2 separate regions of the Mus musculus genome follow, and region 1 is linked to region 2. A link is a loop called in an ENCODE intact Hi-C map of the cell type or tissue named here. Cell type or tissue: heart. All regions are shown on one strand. Each heading gives the region's core, and the rest is flanking DNA. Links, peaks and the distances in the headings are about the cores only.

Region 1 (8,457 bases), core at 325-8,324, 82 kb after region 2:
ATGGTGGTAGCAGTGAGTTGCTGAGCTATAGTCAATACACAGCTGGTCCAGCCTCCTCTCCCAGGATCCATATCACTGAATAGTTATAGGGCAGAGAAAGGAAGACAAAGAGGCTTGATAGAGCTGGGGCCACACGTTGTCCTAAGGAAAATGGCAGACTTGCATAGCATGAAATCCTGGTATTGGAACTGGGTTTCCACATCGACGGGGAAAGGATCAAAGGCCAGCCAACAGGCTCACAGGGAAGACTTCATGAGACTGCCCACAAACAGGGATGGTTTGGGGTCCAGAGTACAATGTGTAAACAGATGAGGAGAAGCCATTCTCTGTCTGGAAGGAAAGGGTGATTGCTGATCTTCTGGAATCCCAAGTAGTGTGGACATCAGGACCTAGCGCCACCAAGTAAAGCACCGACTCTGTCCTCGTGGGCACTTTCAGCAGTGGCAAGCAGAGGCACTTTTGAGAGTCAGGCTGTGGAAGTGGGCATGTGGGAATTCCAGCAGGAGAGAAGGGACAGGCAAGCAAGGCTGGCTCACAGCTGGTTGCTTCGGTACAGCCAAGTTCTCAAGGCTGACAGTGAAGTCACAGCACATTGTCACATCTTAAAAAAAAAAAGCGAGAGTTAGCTGGAGTTAGCCCAATAGGCTCTGAGATCCACAGTGAATTTCTGAGATTCACTGGAGACCCACAGTTCATTTACTGTGACAGCTAACGAAGAGATGACAGGAAAATAGAAAATTAGTCCAGCTCGCTTAATGACAAAGCCATTTAATTGGTATTACCCTAAATTGGTACCCTGACTAACCAGTGGGTTGGAAACTATTTTAGTTCAATGTATGACTCAAGAGATTTTATCTCCTAGCTAGAAGATGCTGGGATGAAAAGCTCCACGTGGCAGCAGTCCAAACATGTTCCCCACAGCACTACTAGAGTCACGGTCTGGGCATTTTGCTGCAGAGCTCACTCTAGCATGGCAGCTCAGGAAAAAATTCATTTCTGAGCCAGGTGGTGCAAGGTACTCTGCTACAAAAATAAACAAGAAAGGGAACAGATAAGTACATATGCCTCGAGTATTATGAATTTTTTCTTTATTGCTCTTTTGTTTGTTTGCTTGCTTGCTTTAAAACAGGATCTCCTGTAACCTAGGATAGCCTAATGTCCACTATGTAGCTGAGGCTAGCCTTAAACTCCTGTGCTACCTGCCTCCATCTACCAAGTGCTGGGGTCACCTATGTGCCACCATATCTGGCTTTGATGAATCCTTTTTATGTAGGATCAGCTAAGTTACAATTTGGTGAGAAAACAACTTAATAACTTAAAGCAAGACCTTTTGTTGTTGTTGTTGTTGTTGTTGTTACTCATTACTTCTGATCTTTTTCTGATTAGTGGCGAGCTCTTGCTAAATTCAGGCTTTGGTTACAAAGCCTAACCTGGAACTTCTAGGGCTGCCCTTGCAGGGACCAGGAGCAAGGGCATGTTCTCTACAGTCGGTGCTTCAGTCTGTCTTGACTGTCTGTCCTTTGTGGATAGTGTGTTCCAGTCAAAACAGCAAATTAAGGCTTCAGACATAAAGCGACATATTTCTGCTTGGCCCATTGACTATGTCTGACTACAAACAGATCAGGAAATAAACCCTATCATGGACTGATAAGGCCAAAAGCCAGACATATTTAGCAATAGGTGTTGATTGTCTACCACTTGTTTTGTGCTGAGAGTTGTTCTAAATGCGTTGCAGGTTTCAGCCCTGAGAAGCTTTGCATCAATCCCAGGAAACAGGTAGTTAGCACCATTATCATTCCTACTGCATACATGAAATACCAAGGCAAGAAGTTAAGCAACCTGCCAAAGCCACACAAACAGAATTCAAATTTTGGATCTCAGCCCAGGTGATCTGACCTCATGGTATATGTGCCTCGTCTCCATACTGTGCAGCCAAATGGAAGGAAATGAGAAGCTGTCAAAGGCTTTTTCAACGGGTGAGCATGGTTAAGTGAGATCCTCGTACAAGAGGAGTCAGGTGGAGCAAAGCCACCCGTGAATGACTCCAGCGCCAGAAAATTGGATGCCCTTTTCCTGGACTCCAAGGGCACCTGATCTGTTATGTGCAGACCCACATATAGACACACATACACATAGTTAAAAATTAAAACTAAATCTTAAGGCCAACATATTGCAATGCCTCTAATCCTAGCACTCAGGAGGCAGAGGCAAGCAGAACTTTGTGAGGTCAAGGCCAACCTGGACTACAGAGTGAATTCAGGCCACCCAGGGCTATATAGGGAGGCCCTGTCTCAATAAAATCAAATAAAAATTTAAAAACGACTAAGAGAATATCAAATCTGATGGACCTGTCTTAGGAAAATACTATATGAACTTGGACGTTTATGAAAGTAAGTTCTTTGAGACTTCACTGGAATGAAAAGGTTTGGAACAGGAATAAATTATTCTGATTAATAATGTAACAAATATTTTAATTTCCCTTTATAATATATAAATATTATATATTACAATATATAATAAATAAATATATAATATAAACATTTTGAGGGGAGCCTGGTCTTGGGAGAAAGTAGAGATGAACAAGACTGCTGTCTTAGAGGCAAATAAACACTTTGTCTTGCTGGCCTCCCTGGTCTATTACTCTAGCCTTCAGAAGAATCCCTTAAGAGCAAATATCAGGAAGTAGCGTTCTCTTCCCCTTTAGCACATCCTGTTTTTTCTCAGTCTCTTTTAAGAATTTGATGAGTGAAGGGACGGAATGCATACACAGGAAGATGGCCGTGGGTTCAAGACACTATTTGTAACAAGAGAGGCTTTGGAAAATAATACCTAATAACCATTTTTAAGTAGCTGCTTATTCCATGTTACCCTATAACTGGCTCTCCCCCAAACAACCTGAGAGATGGCTCAGCAGGTGAGAGAGTTTGGTAATCTCTCATAGGACCCTGGTTCCTTCCCCAACACCCACATCACACACCCTCATCCATCAGCTGAAACTCCAGCTTCAGGTACTGCAATGCCCTCTTCTGGCCTCCTTGGACACCTACACACACACACACACACACACACACACACACACACACGCACGCACGCACGCACGCACGCACGCACGCACACGCACACGCACACGTACGCACTCACACACGCACGCATGCACACACACGCAAGTAAAGGAGGCTAGGTATGGTGGCACATACCTTTAATCCCAGCACTTTGGAGGCAGTTCTCTGTTAGTTCGAGGCTATCCTAATCTACAATATAAAGTTCCAGGCCACCAAGGGCTACTTAGGAAGAACCTGTTCAAAAAAAAATTTTTTTTAAAGGAAAGAAAAGTTCTGCCTAGACACTAGTCAGAGCGATGCTCAAAAAGGGCAGTAGTCACAGAGAAGACTAATGTATATCAGCGGCAGGAGGCATTCCAAGTTAGAAGTGATCACGAGGGAGGGTGTAATGTCTCTTTAACTCGGGTCAGAGGGTGAGTCCTTTTGTCTCTTGAAGGAAAGACTAACCTAAAGGAGTCTGGGATAGCCACAACCCTTGTATTATATAAGGATAATAAACACACATCTTATAAAGGTTGCTGTGAAGAGCATACTGTGATAATTGATAGAAAGCGCTTAGAGCAGTACATGGCACACAGTATGAGCTCTGTAAATGTTGGTCGTTCCCTTCACTTTATTCTCTTCACTCTCCTCCCTCTCCACCCGGCTTCATTCATTCTTTTCCAAGGGCACGCAGGGGGCGTGTCCTCCCTCCCGCCGCTTCCACCTAAGCCCCGCCCCCGGCTCTTCCCGGATTGGTTCCTAGGAGGCGGAGCCAAGGGGAGAGCCCAGTGCAGCGCGGTGGGCGGGGCGCATGCGCGGGTTGGGCTGGGTGGAGGAGGAGAGGAAGAGCTGCCGGAAGTAGGCGGTGGAGGTGGCGGCTGAGCTGGTCGCAGCTGCCAGGGAAACCGAGGCGGGAAGCACAGCGGGCAGACCCTCAACACTCGGGGTCAAGTGTGCGTCCCGCACGCCTGAAGCCGGGAGCTCGCTCCACCTAGGCCACTTCTGGGGTCCCGCAGCCTCCGCGAGTCCCTGCCTTGCCCGAAGCCCGCCAGGGGGCGCCGCGCTGAGGGGCTGAGGGGCTGCGGGGCGGGGGCGCTGACGGCTCTGACCCCGGGGCTGCTCCGGGCCGGGCGAGAGGACCGCCTGGGCGGGGACCCCAAGGCCTCAGCCCCGGACAGAGGCAGGGGTTCTTGGGGGGTGCAGGGGGCGCGTCGCCCTCTGCCCCCGCCGGCACCCTGGCCATGACAGGCAAGTCGGTGAAGGACGTGGATCGGTACCAGGCGGTCCTGGCCAACCTGCTGCTGGAGGAAGATAACAAGTTCTGTGCTGACTGCCAGTCCAAAGGTAACGCATCCGGGGCGCCGGCGGGGGGCCAGCTGCGGGGCGGCGGCGTGGCGATGAGCTGCGATGGCCTGAGTGGGGAGGGGGTTCTGGAGCTCAGGGCGAGTCCTCTTCGTATGACCACGCGAGCCACCCTCGCTCATGAGCTTGCTGGGTTTCCTCGGGCTTGGGACTTGGGGTTTGGTGTGGGCGAGTGTGTGTGTGTGTGTGTGTGTGTGTGTGTGTGTGTGTGTCAGCGAAGTGGGGATGATATAGTGGGGGGTGGGGTTGCCCGGTGTGTTCAGGTGAGACTGTCTATGTTGCAGACTCTGAATGGCTTCTGGGCTCGCTGTCATGCAGAGCTGGCAGCCTTTTACTTGGCAAAGCTGTGGGTGAGCTGCAGTGTGGTGGGGGTGGCGGTGGGGGTGACGAGGAGGAAGGTGAGATGACTAAGAGAAAAACTGTCGAAATGATATTTAAAGGTGGCATTCCTTGCTGTCTGCTATGTCGTTAGCAGCTCCTGTCATTTTACCACCTTGTTGAGCTCAGACCGAGTGCTTAGGTGGCTTTCTTCACCCAGGTCGTGTGCACTGAGAAACAGCTACCTTATGCAGTGACACAGTGCGGATTTCTAGGTAGTCTAGCCTGGGTTGTGGAGGCCTCATGCGTGTGTGGTGAGCGAAACTAGCAGACCTGGACTGTAGTGCAGGACCCGTTCAAGCAGGGAGAAAAGGAAGCAAGGAATTCCCCCAATTCGTTATTTCCCTGGTGATTACACCTTTAGAGAGGAAATAGAAATTGGCCACAACCACTTAGCCTTTGTTTTCTGTGTCTGTAAAGGTTCATGCTGTGTTACAATTAAAGGTCAATATGGTAGAAAATTTACTAGTGAATTCTGTACAGCTTTGTAGGTAGGAGCAGCTATAATTGGGAGGGGGTATTTACTTTAGTTCATTTCCTGAATTTGCCATGTAGCATATGGGTATAAAGTAGTATAAAGCATTCAGATGTGTGTGTGTATTAATGTTGAGAAAAGCAATAGATACTTAGCCCATACTTCATGTGATTATGGTTTATTTTAGAGTAAGGTTATGTAAGGAGGGCGCAAGAATGATGATGCATTGATTTAGACTCCTAGTAATAAATTTTAGTGACCTCTATCAGTAGGCAAATGCAGTGAACTGTCAGCAAAGCAGGTCCCCAGACTTCTCTCGAGAATTTTTGCGTTAACAGGAGTTCAATTTATGTTGAGGAGTCGAAATTTCTTGTAGCTTGATTCTTGTTAGATCTACTGGAAGGTTTGGTTTACAGTGTAGGAGCACCTTTGGTCTACTCAAATCCTCTGATGTCCTCATTGACAATTTTAAGTCGCAGCGAGGCATCCACTGAGCAGAAACCATTGTTGATGATTTTTAGAACCGCCCCCTCCCCTGTACTCATGTTGTTTGTATGCTTACTCATCCCAATAACATATACCATGGGGAAGAGACACGTTAATTTACCAGGTCTTCCTCCAAATCTCCCATTGCCCTTTATTAATAGCCTTACTAGATATAATCAGACATAGAACTTCGTTAATTCCTGATGAGAACTAGTAACTGGGGCCTGCGATAGGGCTCAGTGAATAAAGGTGCTTGCCACTAAGACTGACAACCTGAGTTTGATCCCCAGGACTCACAGGGTAAGAGGAGAGAACCAGCTCCCATAAATTGTCTCCTGACCTCCACGTGGACTCTAGTACATACATGTACAATCTCCACAAAGTTAATAATTAAGATGTAAAAACAGACGACACCAACAACAAAGCCTAGTAGCTGTCTGCCACTGATACTAAAACCTTGGATCCTGAATGTTCTGAAGTTAGAAATTCTCTTCAACGCGTTTGCCACTATTAAAAAAAGAGATGCCCACGTGTCCATTATCTTTCAGTTCTGTCAAACAGGCTTTTGCAGAGGCCTGTTTATCTAGCTGCCGAATGTTCAGCCCTGTCTGCCGGTTAACCCCTCCTTCATTCTCTTCCTCTTTTCCACTTTCAGGTTTTGTGATGAACTCGTAGGCAGTTCTCAGAGGGTAGGAAAGAGAGATATTTGCATTAGTAGATCATGACCTGCTCAGCCCTGATAAAAAGGACCAGCAGTTGGTGGAAGAGTTAGAAGACTGTTCACTGAAATAAGATTTGAGTTTGAGTTTACTTTTCTGTTTTCCTCTTGTCCTTTTCAGAAAATTGAGAGCTCACCAGACAAGGTCTGGAGAGTTCATCTATTAGTATTTAGTGTATTGATGTTGCCTGGACTACAGACCTCTAAGTGGATACTTTTGTAATGTTCCAAAATAGCTCTTTGGCAATGAATTCTCTTTTTTAAAATTTAATATTATGTTTTAATTTATTTATTTGTGTGTGTGTGTATGTGTGTGTGTGTGTGTGTCAGAGAACAACTTCCACCATGTGGGGAATGAACTCAAATGGTCAGGCCTGCTGGCAAGCATCTTTCCTTACCCACCGAGCCATCTTGTCACCTGATGTTTCTATTTATTTATTTTCAGGAAAAATTATGTTTCCTAAACGTTTTATTTTTATTTTAAATCATATGTATATGTGAGTGCAGTGTCCATGGATGCCAGGAGAGGGTGTTGATCCCTTGGAACTGGACTCACAGGTGATTAGGATTCATCTGAGGTGGGTGCTGGGAACTGAACTCAGGCCTTTTAAAGAACACTATGAACTCTGATCCACAGAGTAACTTTTCTAGTCCCCTGACTCTTCTTTTTAAAATCATGTTTAGGAGTGATACTTGTTAGTTGATCCTTAAAATAATGTCATTCAGCACTGGGATAGAGACTAAGCAGGCACCTTTCCCTTTATTCAGTAGAAGGCCTGTTGAGTCAGGTTTCCGAATGTCCTGGACTGCTTTGACACTGCTTTGTATTAAAAAAAAAAAATGCCAATGCTTAGTGGTTGTGGTGCGTGTCATTAGTCCCAACTTGAGAGGGGAAGGCAGGGGGATCTCTGTGAATTAGAGGCCAGTTGGTCTCTACAGTGAGTTCCAGGACAGCTAAGGCTGTTACATAGAGAAATCCTGTGTCAAAGACAAACAAAAAACAAAGAAGTCACAATTTAAACCATCTGAGGTGGCTACCCCTGTAATCCCAGCACTCAGGAGCTGGAGGCAAGGAAGGAAGATAAGAAGTTCAAGTTTGAGGCTAGTCTGGGCTATGTGAGACCCTGCCTCAAACAGTTCCCGTTCCCAAATGCTATGACTTATTCTTAGCACAAAGTGCAGTTTCCTTGTCATGACAGCTTGCAAAGTAATACCTACATGGACTGATCTCAGCAATGATAAAGTTAGAGGGTGTACCAATGTTGATAAATGATTGATAAATGAGGAAAAACTAGTGTAAGAGCCAGGTATGTCTCTGGTAACTGGCTGCTTGAGACCTGGCTCCATCATACTTCCATTGTACTTGGGGTCACAGTAGCCCAAGGCTGGGCCTTTAGCTCTGCAGCTCCAGATGTTTATGAATGTGTTGGCATTAACCCATTCAGAGACTGGTGTCAGAGGGTCCACCTTTCTGATGACCTGCGTACTCCTGTGCACCATTGAGACATTACCAGCGTCAAGGTTTGGGAGAAGCAGAGAGCCGTTTAATGAGCAGAGAGTAGACATGGGAGACATGACAGTGTCAGGGAACATATGAGTGACACTGAAGTGCCTCGTGCAGCTCTGCTGTCTTGAGAGCTTTGTTAGTTTTTCCCGGTCCCCTTCCATTACATCTTGTCTATGAAATGTTTCCCCTCTAATTACCTAACCACTGCCTCTGTTTCATCTTCTCTATATATTTTCACTTAAGTAGATTTCATGTGGTTTGAAATTCAAAAAAAATCGAAAAGACAACAGAATGAAAAATCATTGTCCTAAGGTGACCCATAGCCACCTTTGTTCTCTTCCTGAGTATAACCACTGTTGGCCATTTCTTACCTGCCCTTGTCCTATGTTTGAAACAGGCTGGCCTTGACCTGTAGCTGATTAAATGAACTCCTGATCTTCCTTCTTAAATTCCTCCTGTTCTACCTCCCCAAAGCTTGCACTGCCGG
Region 2 (8,457 bases), core at 404-8,403:
AAGATAATGACCTACTTGTCTGACTCAAGCCTTAATAGACATAACCCTTTAAGGCCTTTGCTGGCAATAATTATGTGGACTACAGAGGGACCCTGTGGCAAAATGGGCCCCTCATCTGGCTGCACTAAGCTCAGATCTACATAAGGTAGCTTTCTAATATGAAATCACCTTTAAACTTGCTCTTAAGACAAGGGGCCACACTCCTCCATTGTTGATGGATTGCAAGCTTGTACAACCACTCTGGAAATCAGTCTGGCGGTTCCTCAGAAAATTGGACATAGTACTACCAGAGGATCCCGCAATACCTCTCCTGGGCATATATCCAGAAGATGTCCCAACCGGTAAGAAGGACACATGCTCCACTATGTTCATAGCAGCCTTATTTATAATAGCCAGAAGCTGGAAAGAACCCAGATGCTCCTCAACAGAGGAATGGATACAGAAAATGTGGTATATTTACACAATGGAGTACTACTCAGCTATTGAAAAGAATGAATTTATGAAATTCCTAGGCAAATGGATGGACCTGGAGGGCATCATCCTGAGTGAGGTAACCCAATCACAAAGGAACTCACACAATATGTACTCACTGATAAGTGGATATTAGCCCAGGAACTTAGGATACCCAAGATATAAGATGCAATTTGCTAAACGCATGAAACTCAAGAAGAACGAAGACCAAAGTGTGGACACTTTGCCCCTTCTTAGAATTGGGAACAAAACACCCATGGAAGGAGTTACAGAGACAAAGTTTGGTGCTGAGACAAAAGGATGGACCATCTAGAGACTGCCATATCCGGGGATCCATCCCATAATCAGCTTCCAAACGCTGACACCATTGCACACACTAGCAAGATTTTGCTGAAAGGACCCAGATGTAGCTGTCTCTTGTGAGACTATGCCGGGGCCTAGCAAACACAGAAGTGGATGCTCACAGTCAGCTATTGGATGGATCACAGGGCCCCCAATGGAGGAGCTAGAGAAAGTACCCAAGGAGCTAAAGGGATCTGCAACCCTATAGGTGGAACAACAATATAAACTAACCAGTACCCCGGAGCTCTTGACTCTAGCTGCATATGTATCAAAAGATGGCCTAGTTAGCCATCACTGCAAAGAGAGGCCCATTGGACTTGCAAAGTTTATATGCCCCAGTACTGGGGAACTCCAGGGCCAAAAAGTGGGAGTGGGTGGGTAGGGGAGTGGGGGGCGGAGAGTATGGGGGACTTTTGGGATAGCATTGGAAATGTAAATGAGGAAAATACCTAATAAAAATATTTTTAAAAAAAAAGACAAGGGGCTTGGTGAGAAGAACTTATAATAAGGAACCTGATAAGATACTACTGCCCTTTTCTCTTAAGCACTCTCAGTCTTTATGGGCAGATTCCCTTCGTTTTCAAGAAATGATGACAGGCACTGTTGTTAACCACCTGTTGGCCCTTCCCCATTTACCTATTGAAATTGAGCCCTTGCAGCCTACCCAATTTCTAGCCCAATCTCTAAGGCCACTATGGCCTTCTCCGGTGCCAACAAACAAAGATATTGATTTTACTACAGAGGCCAGGCTTGAAGGATGTTACTCACATCCTTTGAAACCCTGGCTCAGTCTAATGAGGAGAGTTGTTGGGGTTTCTGAGGATCTTTGAACTCTGTCAGGCTGAGCCTGACGTATTTTTGGATAGCCCATATGTAATACAGGCTGTTTGAACACTATCTTTCTCCTACATAAAAGCTCAGACTAGTTCCAAACATGTCCTTATGGATCCCTTCAAGGAACCCTTGAGGATAGGGCGCACCCATGGTTCATTTCTTACCTCAGATCCCACTCCAGGCTGCCAGGAATCTTGGCAGTGATATAACTGACTTAAGGATAATTGCCACAGACCCTCTGGGCCCCTTTGTCTGCATGGAACGGGTCTCTCGTCGAGGGTGGGCAAAGCGTCGGATGAGTGACAAACAGACGCACACAGGAGAGGTCGTGTGGAATCTGAATGTATTTTTCAAATCGAGCATCAGACTTTTTATGCAGAAGACAATAAGGAAGTTGGGTGATGTATTCGTAAGGTACAAATGAGGTAACCAGAATCTTACATAAAACAGAGAAATGCAAACACAAAAGGTCTAACGGGAACCACCTGGGATAGAATTAATTGATAACAACTAGGATCAACAAGGGCTCCACCTAAGATTCGCTTAATCTTAGAAGCCAGGGTCAAGGGCTTCGTGCCCTTGCCAAAGTTCCTATTTTAGTCTATTGTATAGTCTACCTTCCCCTTAGGCCATTGTAAATACGTGTGTATGGTTGTAACTCAGCTATAGTCTTAGAAGCCAAGTGTGAGGTCTTTACTCTCTTAGGGCAAGGGCTTTCACACCCAAGTCATGGTTCTAACTAGGGAGTTCCATTCTAGCTAACCACCTCATGAATAATGCAATACTCTAAAACCACAGCGGGATCTACTTCCTAAACCATTGTAAATTCCTGTATATGGGAGTGACTTGGCTTTTATTGATAGTGTAATACCAGAGGCTATTCTGAATGTCACTGTCTAGCTCAAGGACGTTCTAGGACTGTTGGAACACTGGCAGAAGGCTTTAGCTATGTCAGAATTCAATCTTAAAAGGCACTTATAATAAAGAGAGCACGTGGATCCATACACTAGACTAACTTGGGAATGGAAAATTAATGTATGGGTTAAAGGGAATGCCAGACTCCAGGAGGAGAGCTTCCTTGAAGCTCTTTGCCTCATGAGTGACTTTCAAGCCTCTCGGCTTAAGCTGACTCAACCAGAGTGCGTGGCAGATAATGATTGTTGACCAGGGGCTCTTGGAACAGATGAGAGCATTACACAAACAATTTCACCTGTCCCCACAAAACTTACACAAGCTCTTGCCAGATTACCCATGAAACAATAAAAATATCTTGCAAGATCTTGTGCCACCTGCACCCCACTTGCACCATTGGGGCCCCTCAATAGGGGAGGTGTCAAGCCAAGAGGGTTATGCCCCAGTGCTATTTGGCAGATGGACTGGACTCACTATCCCTCTTTTTGTAATCTTAGATATGTACATGTTACTGTAGATACTTGCTGCTTCACTGTATATGCTGTGGCCTCAATGGGAGAAAAAGCTTCCCACACCATCAAGGCTATGGAATCTGCTATGTTGGTTATGGGAGTGCCTTGGGTTTTGAAGACAGATAATGACCCTCCCTATGCATCTCAACAATTCAATGAGTTTGATGCCTCATGGAAGATTAACCACACTTTTAGGATTCCTTATAACCCTCAAGGTCAGAGGATAGTAGAAAGGTCCACTCAGACTCTAAAGGACTTGCTGACTCAGTTTACCTCCCCTGAATCCAAACATGACCTTCCCCTGGCCCTGGCAGAGGCCCATTTTCACCTAAACTTCCTCACCTTTGATCAGGGATTAAGCCCTACCTATAAACATTGGGCTTACCTACCTAGGAATACCACTCTTCCATTGGTACAATGGAGAGAGTCCCTAACATCACAGTGGCATCCACCCTTTGTTGACACAAGGGCTAGGCTATGCTTGTGTTTTTCCACAGGACTCTACAACACCATGATGGGTGCCAGTACAAAACATCCAACCAGCCATGGAAAAGGAGGACAGGGACGAAGCCTCCTCTCTGAAGACCTTCTACCTGAGGAAATGGCACTTGTTAGAGCTATGTCTCTACTTGCCTGTGATCCCTGTTTTCATGCCATTTGCCTTACACCCAATCAAGTACAAAATATTTCCCAGGCCCATGAACAAAACTCAAAGTTCAGCTAACAGTTCAATCAGTAATTTTGCTGAAAGCAAAAAATCCCCCAAAAGAACTTTTGGTTGCCAAAGAATCTGTGATCCTATATTGAAGTAATTCACTTTGTCAAGTAACTTCTACTGATTACGCTCATGCAGATAAATTTAGTCATGGTTGAGAAATTTGAAACCTTAATCTCAACATCTTTAGCATCACAATCTCACCATATTTTAAATTGGAGCTACATATTTTAATTGGAGCTAAAGATTTCGCAATTCACTATAAATAATGTTTATACAAAGTGCTATTAGTTCATAGAAACTATTAATTAAATAACATTTACTTTGTGGTCAGAAAAATTCTGGCTTCACGTTTCAAGTAAAGTCAAAGTAGTAACAGGGGCCATAGTGACCCTATTTCATTGTTGAATTCCAAGGCAAAGGTACTGAGCTGTGATGGTGTGTGGTGATGTGTGGTGGTGGTGGTAGTGGTGGTGGTGGTAGTGTGTGTCTGAAACAAGGTCTTGCTAGGCTTAAAGGCAGTGGCTACCAAGCCTGCCTGTTTGAGGTTAGAAATGCAGTCCCAGGACTCACAGGTAAATGCCTCTTCTGACTTCACTTGGGGAGGATGAGATGAAATGTGTAAATGAAAATCCTAATCACTAGAGTCATTTTCATCTCTAATATTCCCAAAACCAGAACTTTCGAAGACAAGCCAAACAACCCCAAATGCCTCGTTTGGTTAGTTATCCTGGAGATGCACATCTAACCTTTGAACGGCACTAAATAGAAGGAAGGAAAAGTTTTAGAGCCTCTCTCATCCTTCCCAGCTACTTCTAGAGGGAATATTTCTATGACCCGGCTTATCCGGTCCGGTTAAGCACCGGGGTCCATTGCCCTCTCTGGTAACCCGCCAAAGCAAAGGAGAGGCGGCGACCACACTGACGTTCCCAGGAAGAAGGCCGGAACCTTTGAATTGGATCCCTGCACACAGAATCCGGAGGGATATTTCAGGTGCACCGCTGCTCATTCTTCAGGCGGAAGTGAGGAAGGTGGGGCGTCTTATTCTAGCAGAAATAAGTAGGTCCTTGAAGAGTAAGGCTGGAGGGAATCGTGTCTTTGTGACACTTCTGGCAAAGCTGAGGGAATGGGCGTCTGAAGAAGCCCTCGGAAGGGACCCGTATTGTTGTGACACCGCTGGCACTCTCCGAGGGACGCGTGTCGCTGAGGCACCGGTGCACGCTAAAGGAGCGGGTGAGATAGGGTGACGATGGGGATGTGGGCATCGGTGGACGCTATGTGGGACTTCCCTGCGGAGAAGCGAATCTTCGGGGCGGTGTTGCTCTTTTCCTGGACGGTGTATCTTTGGGAGACCTTCCTAGCACAGCGGCAGGTGAGCATTGACGTGTCTCCCCCGGCTGAGCCCCTGGACAGCCTTAGGCCAGCCCGAGCCTCTACCCAAGCCCCTTAGTGTTTGCCCGGATGTAGCAAACCGTAACCCCCGGTGAGCTTCCTAACTTTTCCTAATGGTGACTGCCGCTTTGAGGAGTTTTTGGAAAGGCAGAAGTTGTTTGCAACGTTGTAATGGGACCCAAGCCTGTAAGCGGCTAATGAAAGGGAAGAACTGCCCTACCGCCAAACTTGAGCATGTCTATGCCTGCTTTACAGCGTCTTAAGAATCTTTGGACCGGGACTTGACCAAGCCTCGTTGGTATAGGCTTTCTAAGTGGAGGTGCTAAATTTGTAGAATAATAACTTCCCATGATATTGATGTTACCATGCTCAACCTCACTTTGCAACCGTTCCAAAGACTCGCACGCCGTTTGAAAATCCTCATTAGAGCAAATGTTGTTTGGGGCCACAATGTGTGTGTGTTTCATTAAAATTTCTCTTTGGGTTTTTTGTTTAAAACGTTAAATAGTGCAGTAGAAAAGCTAACAGTTTTCCATGGAGATAGCCATAATTAACAGTTTAATTCGAAATGTGAACGTTTTAGTGAGATGGACTTTGAAACAACAAAACAAGTTATCTGCAACATTATAATGGGTCCCAAGCCTGTTGGTGTCTAATAAAAGGAAAGGACAGCCCTGCCGTCAAACTTATGCAGGTCTATGCCTGCTCTGCAGTGTCTAAGTTTGGACAACACTCGTCTGTGTCGTCCTTGAGAACCTTCCCCTTTAACTGCTGGACCTATTTCTTGAGCTCTGCAGTCCTTTTCGTCTGCAGTTTTCTTCTAACTTACACTGTATGTGAGTTTCTTTGCCAGGCAAGTGCTCTCCCACTGAACTACATTTCCCAGCCCTTCGTGACTCTCCGGATTGCAAGTTTGAAATTTTTTTTTTTTTTTTGGTTTTTTTGTTTTTTGTTTTTTGAGACAGGGTTTCTCTGTATAGCCCTGGCTGTCCTGGAACTCACTCTGTAGACCAGGCTGGCCTTGAACTCAGAAATCCGCCTGCCTCTGCCTCCAGGGTGCTGGGATTAAAGGCGTGTGCCACCAAGCCCGGCACAAGTTTGAATTTTAAAAATCTGTCAGTGTCGGGTTATGTCTACCTCAGTCTCTTCCTTTAGTATGTTCAACGTGTTAAAAATTACTGTAGCTAGGTACTCAAAGCTTCATTAGTTCAGAATTGCATAAGTACCCTTGCTTGAAGCAAACACATAACGTGTAGTATCAAAACAGCAGGGTGAGATATTGAGTACTTATCTGACATAGTTTATTAATAGATCAAGTTGCATCTTTTTTTTTTTCCAAGACGGAGTTTCTCTTTGTTTAGCCCTGGCTGTCCTGAAGCTCACTCTGTAGACCAGGCTGGCCTTGAACTCACAGAGATCCATCTCCCTCTGCCTCCTGAGTTCTAGTATTAAAGCCATGCACCACGACCACTTGGCATTGTTGCATTGTTGTAGGGTTATAATTTAATGCCTTCAGCTTTTTGTTGCTGTTGTTGTTAACATACAACAGGAAAAGTATTTATTATAAAACTATTATAGAAGGTCTATTATACCTTTGGTATCTGTTCCTTGTGTTATGTCCCAGGGGCTGAAATTACTCTTTAGAATTTGACATAATGAGAAAATTTGTTGTAAAGATTTGATGTTTCTGTCACTCCCTAATTCTTATCTAAGTTGACCTCTAGAACCAAGTTTAATGATGATTCATTAATAAAGTATTAAATGTATGTGTTAATGTGTGTTGTGAGCATACTTCTCTTTTTTCATGCATTATTTTCTATATTGTAAGACATACCTCATACTCAGAAAGAATGGTCTCCTCGTGATGTCACAACTTTGGTTCACACAGGCAAACTGAAAGTGTATTGACAACCCAGATGGCCATTCCACCTAGTCAGCTGGCCTTGTTGCTGGAATTGTTTTTGTCTGCTTAAAATTTCCTGTGTCAGTTGTTTCAGTGGTCAGTGTTCTTGACTAAATGCAAAACATACATGTATGTGACAAATTCTACAAGCTTACATGACAAATTAATGCTACAGACCATTCGGTGTTTGATCACAAATTACTACTGTGTAATAAGAAATATTCATTAAAGTGTTTTTTCTTCAAAATATTTCAGAGAAGGATATACAAAACGACGACTCGCGTACCAGCAGAGTTAGAACAGATCATGGATTCGGACACGTTTGAGAAATCTCGATTGTATCAACTGGATAAAAGTACCTTCAGCTTCTGGTCAGGACTCTACTCAGAGGTGGAAGGCACTGTGAGTCATTGATTTCTTGGAGACACAAGTCTCAGATTGTTTAAAGCTTGATAATGCTTGGTCTGGCCTTCAGGTGCCAGCCTTTAGCAGTCCAGTGTCAGTGGTCTCTAGCCATCCTGGCAGAGTCTAGGTTGGCTCAGGGAGGAAGCATCAATGGTGTATGCGCCAGCATTGCAGATGGACCTGATTGGCTAAGTTCCTTCTACTTTTCCACCCTTTTGTTTTTATTTTTGATAACCTGGTGGGAGTCAGAGTTCTTTGCTCTGGCCTTGTTGACCCCACCTCAGGGACCTTCATTGTACCAATGCAAGAGTGGTATTCCTAGGTAGGTAAGCCCAATGTTTATAGGCAGGGCTTAATCCCTGATCATCAAAGGTGAGGAAGTTTAGGTGAAAATGGGCCTCTGCCAGGGCCAGGGGAAGGTCATGTTTGGATTCAGGGGAGGTAAACTGAGTCAGCAAGTCCTTTAGAGTCTGAGTGGACCTTTCTACTATCCTCTGACCTTGAGGGTTATAGGGAATCCTAAAAGTGGTTAATCTTCCATGAGGCATCAAACTCATTGAATTGTTGAGAGGCATAGGGAGGGTCATTATCTGTCTTCAAAACCCAAGGCACTCCCATAACCAACATAGCAGATTCCATAGCCTTGATGGTGTGGGAAGCTTTTTCTCCCATTGAGGCCACAGCATATACAGAGAAGCAGCAAGTATCTACAGTAACATGTACATATCTAAGATTACAAAAAGAGGGATAGTGAGTCCAGTCCATCTGCCAAATAGCACTGACTGGGGCATAACCCTCTTGGCTTGACACCTCCCCTATTGAGGGGCCCCAATGGTGCAAGTGGGGCGCAGATGGCACAAGGTCTTGCAAGATATTTTTATTGTTTCATGGATAATTTGGCAAGAGCTTGTGTAAGTTTTGTGGGGACAGGTGAAATTGTTTGTGTAATGCTCTCATCTGTTCCAAGAGCC

The links. A loop is a pair of places that touch in the nucleus more often than their neighbours do. Peaks named below come from ENCODE experiments on the same cell type or tissue, not always from the same donor. Only the 100,000 strongest peaks of a DNase experiment are listed, where the experiment ranks them.
Region 1: a loop joins it to region 2, with 2.5 times the contacts of the local background. A loop is called at or near these places in 2 of 42 quality-filtered maps.

Annotation. Positions count from the first base shown.
Region 1 is chr4:121,012,680-121,021,136 of GRCm38, reverse strand. Smap2 (small ArfGAP 2) reads left to right here and starts at 3,890. Exons shown (of 10, transcript NM_133716.3): 1 at 3,890-4,388. The coding sequence starts at 4,286. In heart, for the core only: a CTCF peak has its summit at 4,075 (motif pointing right); a DNase peak (open chromatin) is centred at 3,846; H3K4me3 peaks cover 2,738 bases; H3K27ac peaks cover 1,838 bases.
Region 2 is chr4:121,094,578-121,103,034 of GRCm38, reverse strand. Zmpste24 (zinc metallopeptidase, STE24) reads left to right here and starts at 4,825. Exons shown (of 10, transcript NM_172700.3): 1 at 4,825-5,158; 2 at 7,337-7,483. The coding sequence starts at 5,036. In heart, for the core only: no CTCF peak of the experiment used is centred there; a DNase peak (open chromatin) is centred at 4,954; H3K4me3 peaks cover 1,810 bases; H3K27ac peaks cover 1,117 bases.